3 separate regions of the Homo sapiens genome follow, and all the other regions are linked to region 2. Evidence: chromatin contacts called from ENCODE Hi-C or POLR2A ChIA-PET data. All regions are on one chromosome and are shown on one strand. The core of a region is the stretch at or near the end of the contact, and the rest is flanking DNA. Distances in the headings are between cores, read along the strand shown.

What was found. A loop is a pair of places that touch in the nucleus more often than their neighbours do. ChIA-PET counts read pairs that join two places held with the same protein, here RNA polymerase II (POLR2A). Pooled maps may share reads with other maps.
Region 1: a loop to region 2 is called in a pooled map, with 7 times the contacts of the local background. The contact joins the enhancer-like site here to the promoter of IPCEF1 in region 2. A Hi-C loop is called at or near these places in 4 of 37 single-sample maps with no recorded cell type and 9 of 50 pooled maps. POLR2A ChIA-PET finds 5 or more read pairs at or near these places in 2 of 52 experiments (PC-3 and activated B cell).
Region 3: a loop to region 2 is called in a map with no recorded cell type, with 16 times the contacts of the local background. The contact joins the enhancer-like site here to the promoter of IPCEF1 in region 2. A Hi-C loop is called at or near these places in 5 of 37 single-sample maps with no recorded cell type and 4 of 50 pooled maps. POLR2A ChIA-PET finds 5 or more read pairs at or near these places in 1 of 52 experiments (WTC11).

The regions. Positions count from the first base shown.
Region 1 is chr6:155,168,864-155,173,073 of GRCh38, forward strand. All of the region lies in intron 9 of TIAM2 (TIAM Rac1 associated GEF 2), which reads left to right. Among named protein-coding and RNA genes, the nearest start is that of CLDN20, 93 kb to the right of the region's middle. RefSeq lists enhancers at 2,384-2,443, 2,484-2,903, 2,934-2,993. Within about 2 kb of position 2,453, at least 18 of the 41 ENCODE cell types and tissues checked have a DNase peak (open chromatin) inside an H3K27ac peak, as active enhancers do; they include PC-3, where a contact is called at or near this core.
Region 2 is chr6:154,354,686-154,358,634 of GRCh38, forward strand. IPCEF1 (interaction protein for cytohesin exchange factors 1) reads right to left here and starts at 2,118. Exons shown (of 12, transcript NM_001130700.2): 1 at 1,987-2,118.
Region 3 is chr6:155,350,066-155,354,216 of GRCh38, forward strand. No RefSeq gene overlaps it. Among named protein-coding and RNA genes, the nearest start is that of TFB1M, 38 kb to the left of the region's middle. Within about 2 kb of position 1,734, at least 2 of the 41 ENCODE cell types and tissues checked have a DNase peak (open chromatin) inside an H3K27ac peak, as active enhancers do.

The DNA.
Region 1 (4,210 bases), core at 1,203-3,702, 810 kb after region 2:
GCCATGGATTTTCTGGAACTCAGCTACCTCAAAACTCCAGTAACTCCAGTGAGGTAAACTTTGCTATAGATGGCCGCCATCTTGTTTTACATGAATGACACAAATGCTAACTTTTTCTGTTTTTTTTTGTTTGTTTTTGTTTTTGTTTTTGAGACGGAGTCTGGCTCTGTTGCCCAGGCTGGAGTGCAGTGGCACGATCTTGGCTCACTGCAAGCTTCGCCTCCCGGGTTCATGCCATTCTCCTGCCTCAGCCTCCCGAGTAGCTGGGACTACAGGCGCCCGCCACCACGCCCGGCTAATTTTTTGTGTTTTTAGTAGACATGGGGTTTCACCGTGTTAGCCACGATGGTCTCGATCTCCTGACCTTGTGATCCACCCACCTCGGCCTCCCAAAGTGCTGGGATGACAGGGTGAGCCACAGCACCCGGCCACAAATGCTAACTTAAGCGAGGAATGCTGGTTCAGAATCTTTACATGAACTCCTTGAAAATAGATTTATAATTAAAATGGTCCCAGTAGGTATTCTCTAAAGAGATAGTCTTGAATGCCAAGCATTTTGGAGGTATCTAACCTCATGTTAACTCCATTTTAAAATTAGTGACATGACTAGACTGAAGTCATAATAATATCTTTGATTTATACATCTCTATTCCTCAGCAGTACTTACCTTCGTTTGAGAGTTCAGTGAATACAAAATTGCATTTTCCTCTCAGGGTTGTCAGGGATCTTCACATAGATAGTACATTCTATGCTGTGTCTCTCCAGGCGCCGTCAAGGGGAGCCTGAGTAATGTCTCCTCATCCCTAGAATTGCTTCTGACCAAACAAATCCTCAGAATGATTTCTGAATGAAATCCTAGAGCATGAAATCCCAGATGTGCCTATGCCTCTTCCTAGTGCCTTTTTCAAACCCACAACATCCCCATGAAGCTGTGTTATTTAATTTCTCCTCCACCAAATAATTTTTTTTTTTTCAGATGGAGTCTCACTCTGTTGCCCAGGCTGGAGTGCAGTGGCGTGATCTCGGCTCACTGAAACCTCTGCCTCCCAGGTTGAAGCAGTTCTTCTGCCTCAGCCTCCTGAGTAGCTGGGATTACAGGCACCTGCCACCAAGGCTGGCTAATTTTTGTATTTTTAGTAGAGATGGGGTTTCACTATGTTGGCCAGGCTGGTCTTGAACTCCTGACGTCGCGATCCACCCACCTCAGTCTCCCAAAGTGCCGAGATTACAGGCGTGAGCCACTGCACCCAGCCAGTTCTTACTCTGCACTTACCATCTCTTACTGTTAGCCACTCTGTCAAGTGCGTATGTCATGGCTCCCAGGAAAGCTTGTAATCGATATAGTTTATATATGCCCTATTTCTATTAGATGTAGTCATTTAATGGCTGAGGATGACTGATTTGTAATAAAGGCCCATAATTTTAGGGTCCTATCTCTTCCAGCATTATATAACAATGTAAAATTCTTACTTTGAAAGTTAAGAGGCCTGGCATGGTGGCTCGTGCCTGTAATCCCAGAATTTTGGGAGGCTGAGTCAGGTGGATCATTTGAGACTAGCCTGGGCAACATGGTGAAACCCTGTCTCTATCAAAAATGCAAAAAATTATCCGAGTGTAGTGGCTTGCTCCTCGGAGGCTGAGGTGGGAGGATTGCTTGAGCCTGGGAGGCAGAGGTTGCAGTGAGCCAAGATCGCACCACTGCACTCTGACCTGGGTGGCAGAGTAAGACCCCATCCCTGAAAAAAGAAAGTTATGAAACTATAGCATCAGTACACTTCCTATTAACAGAGTTTATGTTGGACTTTGAAAATAAATTTTGCTGATGTAGCCACTTACAGTGAGAATTTAAGCTTAGTGCTTAAGATGGGCTCAAATCAACAGGTCCCATCGATGCTCTAAGGAGTGAGAAGAAACTATGATTTCTGCATTTGTTTTACTCCTATTTGTTTTAGCTAAGCATTACTTGTGATGTAGGGATACTGAAGAAATTCCTTTCATTTATAGGACAATTTTAATGCAGCCTCTGTAATTTCTGTGCTATCGTACCCAGATAACTAGATTCAGATAGAATGGCAGATAGAACTAAGGGTGTAATTTGTTTTTTTATATCTCTGGGACTTAAAATTCTGCCTGAGCTGGCTAAATAATTAATATTTCATTTTGCTACTTTTCATCTGCTAATCATTCTTGGAGAATACTTGTAACCTGCACAAACCTATTTTTATACAATAAGTACATTACGCCCATTTCTATAACACAGAAAGGCTGTTGTGAGGGAGGGGCCGTGTGCATTTTAAACTATTTCACTCTAATTGATGCATCATATAACAGCCCAACAGTGAGTCACCCTAATTCAAAATCTGTTAAGTCTGGAATAAAGCCAGTCTTACTTGAACATTTTTTTAGAGGACACTTTGGCTTGCCAAAAATGAAAGCTTTTCATAACGAACGTCTGGATGAGTAATAGTGAGTCTTACACGGCCTTTGAAGGGAGGTGTTTGTCATGGAGATTGTGACAACAAAGTCCCCACTAAGGCTCAGATGGCGGCAACCCCAGAAGCTTCATTGCAGAAATTGTGACAGCCCCTGGGCCTTGGCCCCTTCTTCTGGAAAATTGGCTTGGGGTATTCCAACTTTCTGTGGCAGTGAGTGAATGCAGTATTGTCATCTTAGTCATGAGCTGTAAACTGAAAAAAAAACCTAAAAAACCCCAAAAAACCCCAAAACCAAAACAAACCCCCTAATATTGTTTTCTTAAATGGAAAATATGAATGAAACAGCTTACTCTTCACCACAGTATGGTAATCTGTTTAGAGAGAATATTAATACACAACCCTACATAGCATATATATATGCATACAGCTAGCGAGCTAGCTAGATCCATCTTTGTTTTTCTTTCATATCAACCGATGTGTGGGCCTCAGTCCAAGAAGGAAATAAACACTTTCTCTTCTATGACATTTTACTGTTGTTAAGAAAACTGGGAGCGTGCAACTCCCTTTTGTGTTTTCTCCTCATCTCCCTTGCAAATAGACTTTCCTTTTATCAGCCACTGTGGTGGTTTGGGCCCATTTGTGACAGCCAGATTGTGATTTTGCTACTCACTTCCCTTCAGTGATCCAAGTAGTAATTACAAGCCATTTGATCCAAAAGCATCTGCTGTGAGAACACACGGAGTTTCAATTTTTTCTCCTTGCTGCATACTGAGCATAAGTAATTTGACATGTGGTTTCAGGACCATTGATGTAATAATAATAATAATAAATACTTCTGTGGAATGCCCTCCAAGGAGAGCTAAAGTGATTTGCAGACGTTCACTAGTCAGTCTGGAGTGACTGTGGCTGCAGCCCAGTGATGTTCCCGTGTCGTGATGGCCAGTTGGAGCTGACTGCAAGGTGATCTGAGCAGCAGTGGCCAGAACAGTGGCCCAGGGCTTTGGAACAAAGGATGATTCTCAGGAAGTTCTTTATAGTGGCCATCGCTGAAATGCAGTAGCTACTCCCAGTACAGTATAATGCCCTGATCCAGCCTCAGCTTCCAAAAAAAATCTTTACAATTTATGTCTTTCAAATGCAATTCCTCCCATCAGTCTCCTAACCACCCCACGAGGCTGGCGTTTTTAACCTCTTTTGAAGGTGAAGGAACAGAAGTGCAGAGGCACTAGATAACAGCCCCTAACAAGGCTGAGATTTGACCTGGATTGCCTTGCTATTATTGTATTTTTTCTGTCTCCATTTGCATTCTCAGGACCAGGAAACCTTGAAGAGGCTAGTTGGAAATATATATATATATATATATATATATATATATATATATATATATATTTTTTTTTTTTTTTTTTTTTTTTTTCTTTGATGGGAGGAAGTAGAGTAGGAGGCGTGGTAGGTGCGTAACAGTCCTGGCAAAGGTAGCCAACCGTGGAATTCTGGGTGGTTAAAAAGGTTAATTTAACATAGCAGCATCTTTGACATGGGTAACCTGGAAAAAGAGTTTTCCAGATGGCTCCATTTTTAATGCTTATTTTTAGGATTCTCTCTTCTTTTTATGAAAAGAATATTGGAGAATATTTCATCTGGCTTCCTGAAACTAAAGCATGTGTATTTTCAACTTGGATAGCATTGACCTTCCTTCAGAGAATTAATCCAACTTTCCCTCCAAATGGGCAAAGCTTACAACAACCTAAGAGATCTGTAAGCACCAAGTAGCTTTT
Region 2 (3,949 bases), core at 868-3,367:
TTCACTTTACTGACCTGGGGATTTTTCTGATCCCCGTTCTACACACCCTTTCTTTACTCCACACCTTCATATTCTCCTCTCCTCCTCCACTCTGATCTTTTCTAACATTCACTTTTTAAAGTGCCTGAGTAACAGAGATAAAGCAATGGCTTTCCTACCACATTCATTTTATGAATTATGCCAGTTATTCATTCATTCAACAAATATTTACTGAGAGCAGGCACTGTTCTGAGCACTTGGGAGCACAAGTAACTCCTCCATTTGCAGGATTCTCTTTAAGGCTAAAAAGCTTATTTTTTAGGATTTTTCTTCACACACACACACACACACACACACACACACACACACACACACACACACCATTTGCCACATTAGACCTACTTGCAAATTGTTAACCTGTACTGCAATTATCAGCTCACACTGCAGAGCCTCCAAGCTGGATGGAAAGCAGAAGTGAGCTGTTCAAAAGGATGCACGAGTCAAAAGGAAAGTCTCAGGCAATAGTGATGAAGTAATTTCTTATCTCTTATTGCCACAGCAAACTACCGCAGGAAAGAACTTCCTATTTCCATACTCTGATGATGTATATTTGCTTAACACAGCTTGCCTGAAATAGTTCATACATGGACCCACTCCAGAAAAGACACTTGATTTATAAAAAGAGGAATGGAAGGAAATTATAAGGTAAATTAAAGAATGAGTTCATCAACACATACACAAACTTACACCCTTTTCTTCCTTGCTTGCATGATGTGAGCAGAAAGAAATGTGTGTTCTTTCCATTTCTGTTTCTTTTCTTTCTTTCTTTCTTTTTTTTTTTTGAGATGAACTCTTGCTCTGTCACCCAGGCTGAAGTGCAGTGGCGCAATCTCAGCTCACTGCAACCTCCGCTTCCCGGGTTCAAGCAATTCTCCTGCCTCAGCTTCCCAGGTAGCTGGGATTACAGGTGCATGCTCCCACGCCCAGTTAATTTTTGTATTTTTAGTAGAGACGGGGTTTCATCATGTTGGCCAGGCTGGTCTCGAACTCCTGACCTCAGATGATCCACCCGCCTTGGGCTCCCAAAGTGCTGGGATTACAAGCGTGAGCCACCGCACCCGGCATTCTATTTTCTATTTTCTTTTCTTTCTTTTTTTTTTTCTTCCTGTAGAGATGAGGTCTCATTATTTTGCCCCCAGGCTGGTCTCAAACTCCTGACCTCAAGTGATCCTCTCGCCGTGGTCACCCAAAGTACTGGGATTACAGGTGTGAGCCATTGTGCCCAGCCCTCGGTTTCAATTTTCTACATAAAATAAATAACTCGATAGAAATTAGACTTTATCAAGGACAGCACTAGGAACACATAGGCCACTCAAGACTAATAGAGCCCACTGCTGTAGTCAAAGATGCTTCAGTGGGTTATAATTCTGACTTCTATAATTAAATACTTTCACATATACCCCAGCAAAGAAAAATCAAGTGCCCCAGACACCCTTACTAAAAGACTCTGAACCAACAACACCTAGCTTTCATTTTTATACCAGAGATATTTTGGCAAGCCTGAGACCTTTATCAAAGTGTAAAATGTCCCCCAGCTGCCTCCATGCAAAGGAAGCTCCCTTGCAAAGAACACACTTTCTCGAAAGAGGGCGGCCCCAGAGTGCTTCCCCAAATGAACTCCTCAGGACCCAAATACATGCTGAATTGTGCTTTTCTAAATCAAACCTGTGGTCTGCAGTCTAAACACCTATCAAGACAACACCCATTTAAGAAACATAAAAGCAGAGTGAGTACACAACTCTCTCCTCTTTCAAAGCTTTCACAGAATTAAAGAATCTTTAGCACCTGGCTTCCCAGATTACAGAGAGCTGAGTGAATATTACATCCCCAAAGTCATATTTCCTACCTCACTACTCTAAGGAGAGTGCTAGGGTATCCATTGCTTTGCCATCTTGATCTGTCAAGCAGTTACCTCTCATACATCAGCCAAGAAGTGACGTTACTTACATGCAATACAAAGAGAGTAAATCCAAGAGCAGTCTTATTCCTGGATTCAGAAGCCTCATAGTACTCTGAGGCCAAGCTTGAGGATTCTACTTAAAGCAGCCTCAGCTCTGGAAACTCAGTCAACCCAGAACTAACATTCAAAGCTGATCAGAGAGTAAAGCTCTTTCGAAAGAAGAGGAAGTATCATCTCCACTTCCTCAATCCTAACGTTCTTCCTTCTCATTGTTATGAAACCCTTCCTTGATGCCCATATCCAGGACACAGTACATGTAAGGCAAGCACACCCCATCTGCCTGAGTTCATTGATCACTAAGCACTGCCCAGTGTATTCATTTGCCGAGCACATTGGTGGAACAGTTCATGGTTCTGCTTTCCTGTTTTGGAGGCAAGGATGTTCATTTACAGGCATGGAGGGTGAGATGATCTGCAGAGTCATTCTCAGCATTTTTGGGTGAAATGCCACTTCAACCTCTTTAGGTTCAATCTTCTTTCAGATTTCCCTCTTTCCTCCTTTCCTAATCGTTCATAATGCTCTAATAAAGAGAGGGTACAGACACATTTGTAAAACGTATTTTAGGATAAAAATAAGTCTTAGCCTGCCATCTTTTGCAGTAGACATAGAAGAGTCTCTAACCACAAAACTTTTCTTTCCCACATTGGAAAAGGAAAATGGCAGGCTGAAAGTCAGAGATATTCCATCTCATTACAAATTCCTGCCCTCCCAATCTCCCTTTCAACACCAGCTTCTTGTTTCTCTATACCTTCTAGGGAAATGAATACAGCTGGGCGTGGTGGCAGATGCCTGTAATCCCAACCACTCAGGAGGCTGAGGCAGGAGAATTGCTTGAACCTGGGAGGCAGAGGTTGCAGTGAGCCGAGATCGCACCACTGAACTCCAGACTAGGAGACAGAGCAAGACTCCAACTCAAAATAAATAAATAAATAAATATGTATGTGTATATATATATATAATATATATATATAATATATATATTATATATATATTATATATATATTATATATAATATATATATTATATATATATTATATATATAATATATATATTATATATATTATATATATATAATATATAAAATATATATATTATATATATAAAATATATATAATATATATAATATATATATAAAATATATATAATATATATAATATATATATAAAATATATATATAAAATATATATATATATAAAATATATATATATAATATATATATAAAATATATATATATAATATATATATAAAATATATATATATAATATATATATAAAATATATATATATATATATATATATATATATAGAATATATAGAATATATAGAAACCTAATCCCCAATGTGATTGTATTTAGAGGTGGACCTTTGGGGAGTGATTAGGTCATGAGGACAGTGCCCTCATGAATGGTATTAATTTTCTTATTAAAGAGAACCTGGAGATCTGCCCACCCCTCCACCATATGAGGACATGGCCAGAAGACAGTCACCTAGGAACGAGGAAGCAGGTCCTCACCAGACAATGAATCTGCTGGCGCCTTGATCTTGGATGTCCAGCCTCCAGAACTGTGAGAAATAAATGTCTTTTGTTTGTAAGCCACCCAGGCTACGGTGTTTTGATATAACAGCCTGAATGACTAAGACAAAGATAAAATGTAAACTAAATCTGTGGAGGAGTGAAAAAATGAAAGAAGATGCTGTACATTTTGAGCAGGAACAAAATGAAGGTTCTCTCAGCGGCTTCTTGTTTGTGTACACTTCTATTTCTGGAAGTGCTGCCTCATCTTCTCCCTATATTGAGTTGTCTTCTAGTTCCCTGCTTTACGTAGAAAAAAAAATGGTACTAGGTGATATTAAAGGAATTTAGTGGTATCAACAGCATGGCCTGGCTTCTCACCAGACATTTAGATGCCATCATCAAAGATATCCTCAAAAGACATGTTATTTACCTTTA
Region 3 (4,151 bases), core at 484-2,983, 990 kb after region 2:
GACCCACTTCAGCCCCTGGTTACCTCAGACTCTCCAAAGCTAGAAACCTGGAATGTCTCAGTTGGCCGAACAGCAAAGGTGGTGGCATGCCCCTCCTTCTGGGAGCTCCATCTCAGGGAGGTGTAACACTGCTACCGGTGGCTGGCTGCAGTTCCAAGCCAGTGGGTCTTATCCCGCGAGGTGCCATGGAAGTGGGGTCTGCAGGCTGTTGCTGCTCAGCCCTTTTGATTCAGTTCCCTTCCTAGGGATATATTCAGGGGTCTAACCTCCCACTTTGTTGGAGTTGCAGCTGCTTTTGTTGGGAAGCCCAGAAAGCCTGGGTATCTAAGGCTCCCAGGTCTCTGCATGTGCCTGAGTGGCTGCTCTGCCAAGACTCCAGAGCTCTGTGCCAGACTGAAGGCCCTGGTGGCATGGGTTCACAGGGGGATCTCCTGACCTAAGAGTTGCAAAGATCCATGAGGGAAGCATGGGTTCCTGGGGTCACACATTCACTCACCACCTCCCTGGGTAGAGGAGGTTCCCCTGGCTCTGTGTTACTCCTGGGTGGGCTATCAACCTGCCTTGCTTTTCTCGATTCTCTGTGGGTTGAATTGTTTCTTTGATTAGACCCAATGCATTTACCTGGATGTATCAGTTGAAAATGCTGTATTTATGCACCCCTTCCATTCCTTTCTGTGAGAGCAGTGCACACTAGCTACTTCTAGTTGGCCATTTTCTCAGGTATTTCCTATATTCTCTTAAACCTTTCAGTCCTTCAACGCGCAGTCTCCCTCCTGCCTCAGGGCCTTGGCACATACTTTATTTTTCCTTGCCTGCAACGTTCTCATCTCTCTCTTGATCCCCCTCTCTGAACTTCCTCTAAGTTAATGTCTATTTATTAAAATCTCAGCTCAATCATTGCTTCTTTATTGACCCACAACCCCCCCAATCCCACAACTCTATCAGGTTCCCCCTTTTTATCTTTCCAGGTAGCAACTTCTACTTTTCCTTCTTATCAGTCATCATGATTTGTAATTGCTTACTTTTTAATGATTATTTAATCAATATTTCTCTCCTTTTGTTTACAAATTTTCTAGCACCTGGCCCAGTGAAGAACACTCAATAAATATAATTAAAGAAATATGTAAGAGAAGATAGAATTTTTATTGCACATTAACAAAAGAAATGAAAGAATCCACCTTTTTGAAAATTTAAAAATAAACCAAAATTTCTTATAGGCTGAGACATTGATCCATATAATTTGGTATAAACTTTGTTTGCTGATGAAGAGAGGGAAGTGGGGAGATGGGATGTAACTAATCTAGCAGCAATGAAAAAACAAAATTTTTCTGGTGAAATAAGTAATGGTTTTCTGGTTGAATAATTCTACACACAGAAAATGATTGATTAGAGTTTCCTGCAAGCCTGGGCTATGCAAATATAGCAGGTGTCTATGTATATGCAAGGCTTGAACACAGTCTTCAGTTACTTTTTTGGGAAAGCTGCCCCAGTTTAGTTTTGAGTCATATTTCTACATCTGTCACTATGTTCTAATCATTACCCAAACAGGTATCAGACATGACCACGTAGGCAAAATAAATAAATAAATAATAAAATTTAAAAAACCCAATTTTGGCTTTAAAGTGTCTCAGCATGGATAATGTGGATGAATGGATACATGTTCTAATCTACTTATATCTACTTATTTCTGTTTCAATTTTAAAAAGTGATAGAGCACTCATGAAGGCATAAGTATTGCCTAACAAGTTAACTGGAGCCTCAGTTAATATGTGCTACATTAGCTGAATGAATGAGTGAATGACTAAAATTTGACAGAAAAAAGATTGTGAGATCTGTGGGATTCTTTCCTTTCCTTTTCTTTTTCTTTCTTTCTTTCTTTTTCTTTTTCTTTTTTTTTTTGAGATGGAGTTTCACTCTTGTTGCCCAGGTTGGAGTGCAATGGCGTGATCTCGGCTCACCACAACCTCCGCCTCCTGGGCTCAAGTCATTCTCCTGCCTCAGCCTCCTAAGTAGCTGAGATTATAGTCATGCACCACCACGCCCAGCTAATTTTGTATTTTTAATAGAGATGGGGTTTCTCCATGTTGGTCAGGCTGGTCTTGAACTCCCGACCTCAGGTTATCTGCCTGCCTCGGCCTCTCAGAGTGCTGGTATTATAGGCATGAGACACCGCACCCAGCCAGATCTGTGGGATTCTTCACTTGATCTTGTGGCGATCTGAGATAACCAAAATCTATTTTGAGAATTAACTCTTCACTTAAGAGCTTCTAGTACAAACTACATGGTTCCTTTGGCAAGTACTTTTTATGTGGCACTAAAGATGCCCTAAGGAGCTTTAGAAAAATCAATGAGAAAGATCCACTTGGTTCCAGAAAGTGTTTTACATTTCAGGAAGGTCAGTGAATCAGTGTTTCTGGTTCATTTCAGCCTAACTGCATTCTATTTGAAGTAGTTTTTTAAATGGTCATCTCCTGATCACTTTTTCTTTTAGGTCTCATTAAGCTTAAAGGGCTTCACCTCAAAGGGACCCTGATCACTAAAAAGTTATTTCTGGATGGAGTGATGTTAGCCAGTTAGAGGATTGGGGGTCACTTGCTCTTATCTTCCCTCAGTAAGAATCCCATCCACAGAAAAAAGTCTCCTTCTGGGTCTCTGAGATTCAGGTAGAAGGCTGTGAAACCTGGTGGAGCCCAAGACCTAGGATAGTGGTTTTGAGAGTGCAGACCTGCACCTAGGTGTCAGACTGGCTGACTGTGCTTCTGAGTTCAAACCTCAAACCAGCCCCATTCCCTAAAGGCTTGCCTTGAACCTACAAACAAAACAATTTTCCAAAGGGTCCAGGAGGAATCATGCACACTATTGCCTCAGCAGAAAGGCTCATCTGCTTGCTGACATCAGTTTCAGTAGTAGACTTGAAAGTTATCCTGCAACTTGGCTCTAGTCCCTTTCAGCTGTGTTCCCAGCTTAGTATTGCTCACACAGGATGCAGAGGGAGACTCACCCATTTGAGTTACTGAGACAGACTTACTGGCCTCTGTCTTCACAGATTTTGAAGGGGCCCAGTCTTGGTGCTAGTACTTCTCTGCCCCAGCCTGGGAGATATTCTTTCCACACAGGGAACTGTTGGGATATTTACCTGTCCAAGCCTTTGTGACAGGTTTTTAAGTCTCTGTCCCACCGAAAATCATGAAGGGGCTCAGTCTCAGTTCCAGTTCTTCACACTGCAGTCAGGAAACGATCCTGCCTTTGCATGGAACTGCTGGGAGACACACCTATCTGAGCCACTTGGACAGGCTTGCCAGCCTCTGTTGCACAACACATCCTGAAGGGACCCTGTCTTGGCTCCAGCCCCTCTCTGCCATGGCCTGGGAGTAATTCTGTCTACACAGAACTACTAGCCAGTCTGAACCACCAGGACAGTCTTGCCAGCCTCTGTTCCACAGCAGATCCTGAGTGAATTTTGACAACAAGCAGTCACTAGTTCTGCTACATCAGGGAGTTTAAAGCCCACCTCAGACCCTTCTCAGAGAGAGAGGCAAATCTCAACTGTACATTTGTACTGAGTATAGCAGTTGGTTCATCTGTCCCAATCCACATTACCTCAAGACTCCTCCTACAGCCCTGTTCAACTGCTGGATTCAAAGAGTGATACCACCTGATCAGAGAATACTCCTATTTCAGCCAGATCACAGGCAATTGCAATTCTGATTCCATAGCTCAGTCTGACTTCAGAATTAAGCCAGTGGTCTTTTTGGATAGCAGAACCAAGCCAGTTGCCCCACACAAATTCAGAGCAAAGGTAGCAGCCCAGTCATCTAGAGAACCTGAGAGCAAGCTCTGCCTGCCCAGAGTCATTACTAGCTGACCAATCTAGAAACATAGGCTAGAATAAACAGTGAAGGTCTATTCCTGCCAAAGAACACTTGTGAAGGCTGGAAAAGGTGGCAGTCTCCACAAATGTGTAAATACCAATGCAAGGATACAAATATTACAAAGACTCAGAAAATCATGACATCTTCAAAAGAAACAGAGCTCCAACAATGGACCCTAAAGAAAGGGAGATCCATGAAATGACAGAAAAAGAATTCAGAATAATTATGTTAAAAAGTTCATAAATTCTAAGCATATATGGATAAAAATTTTAAAAATTT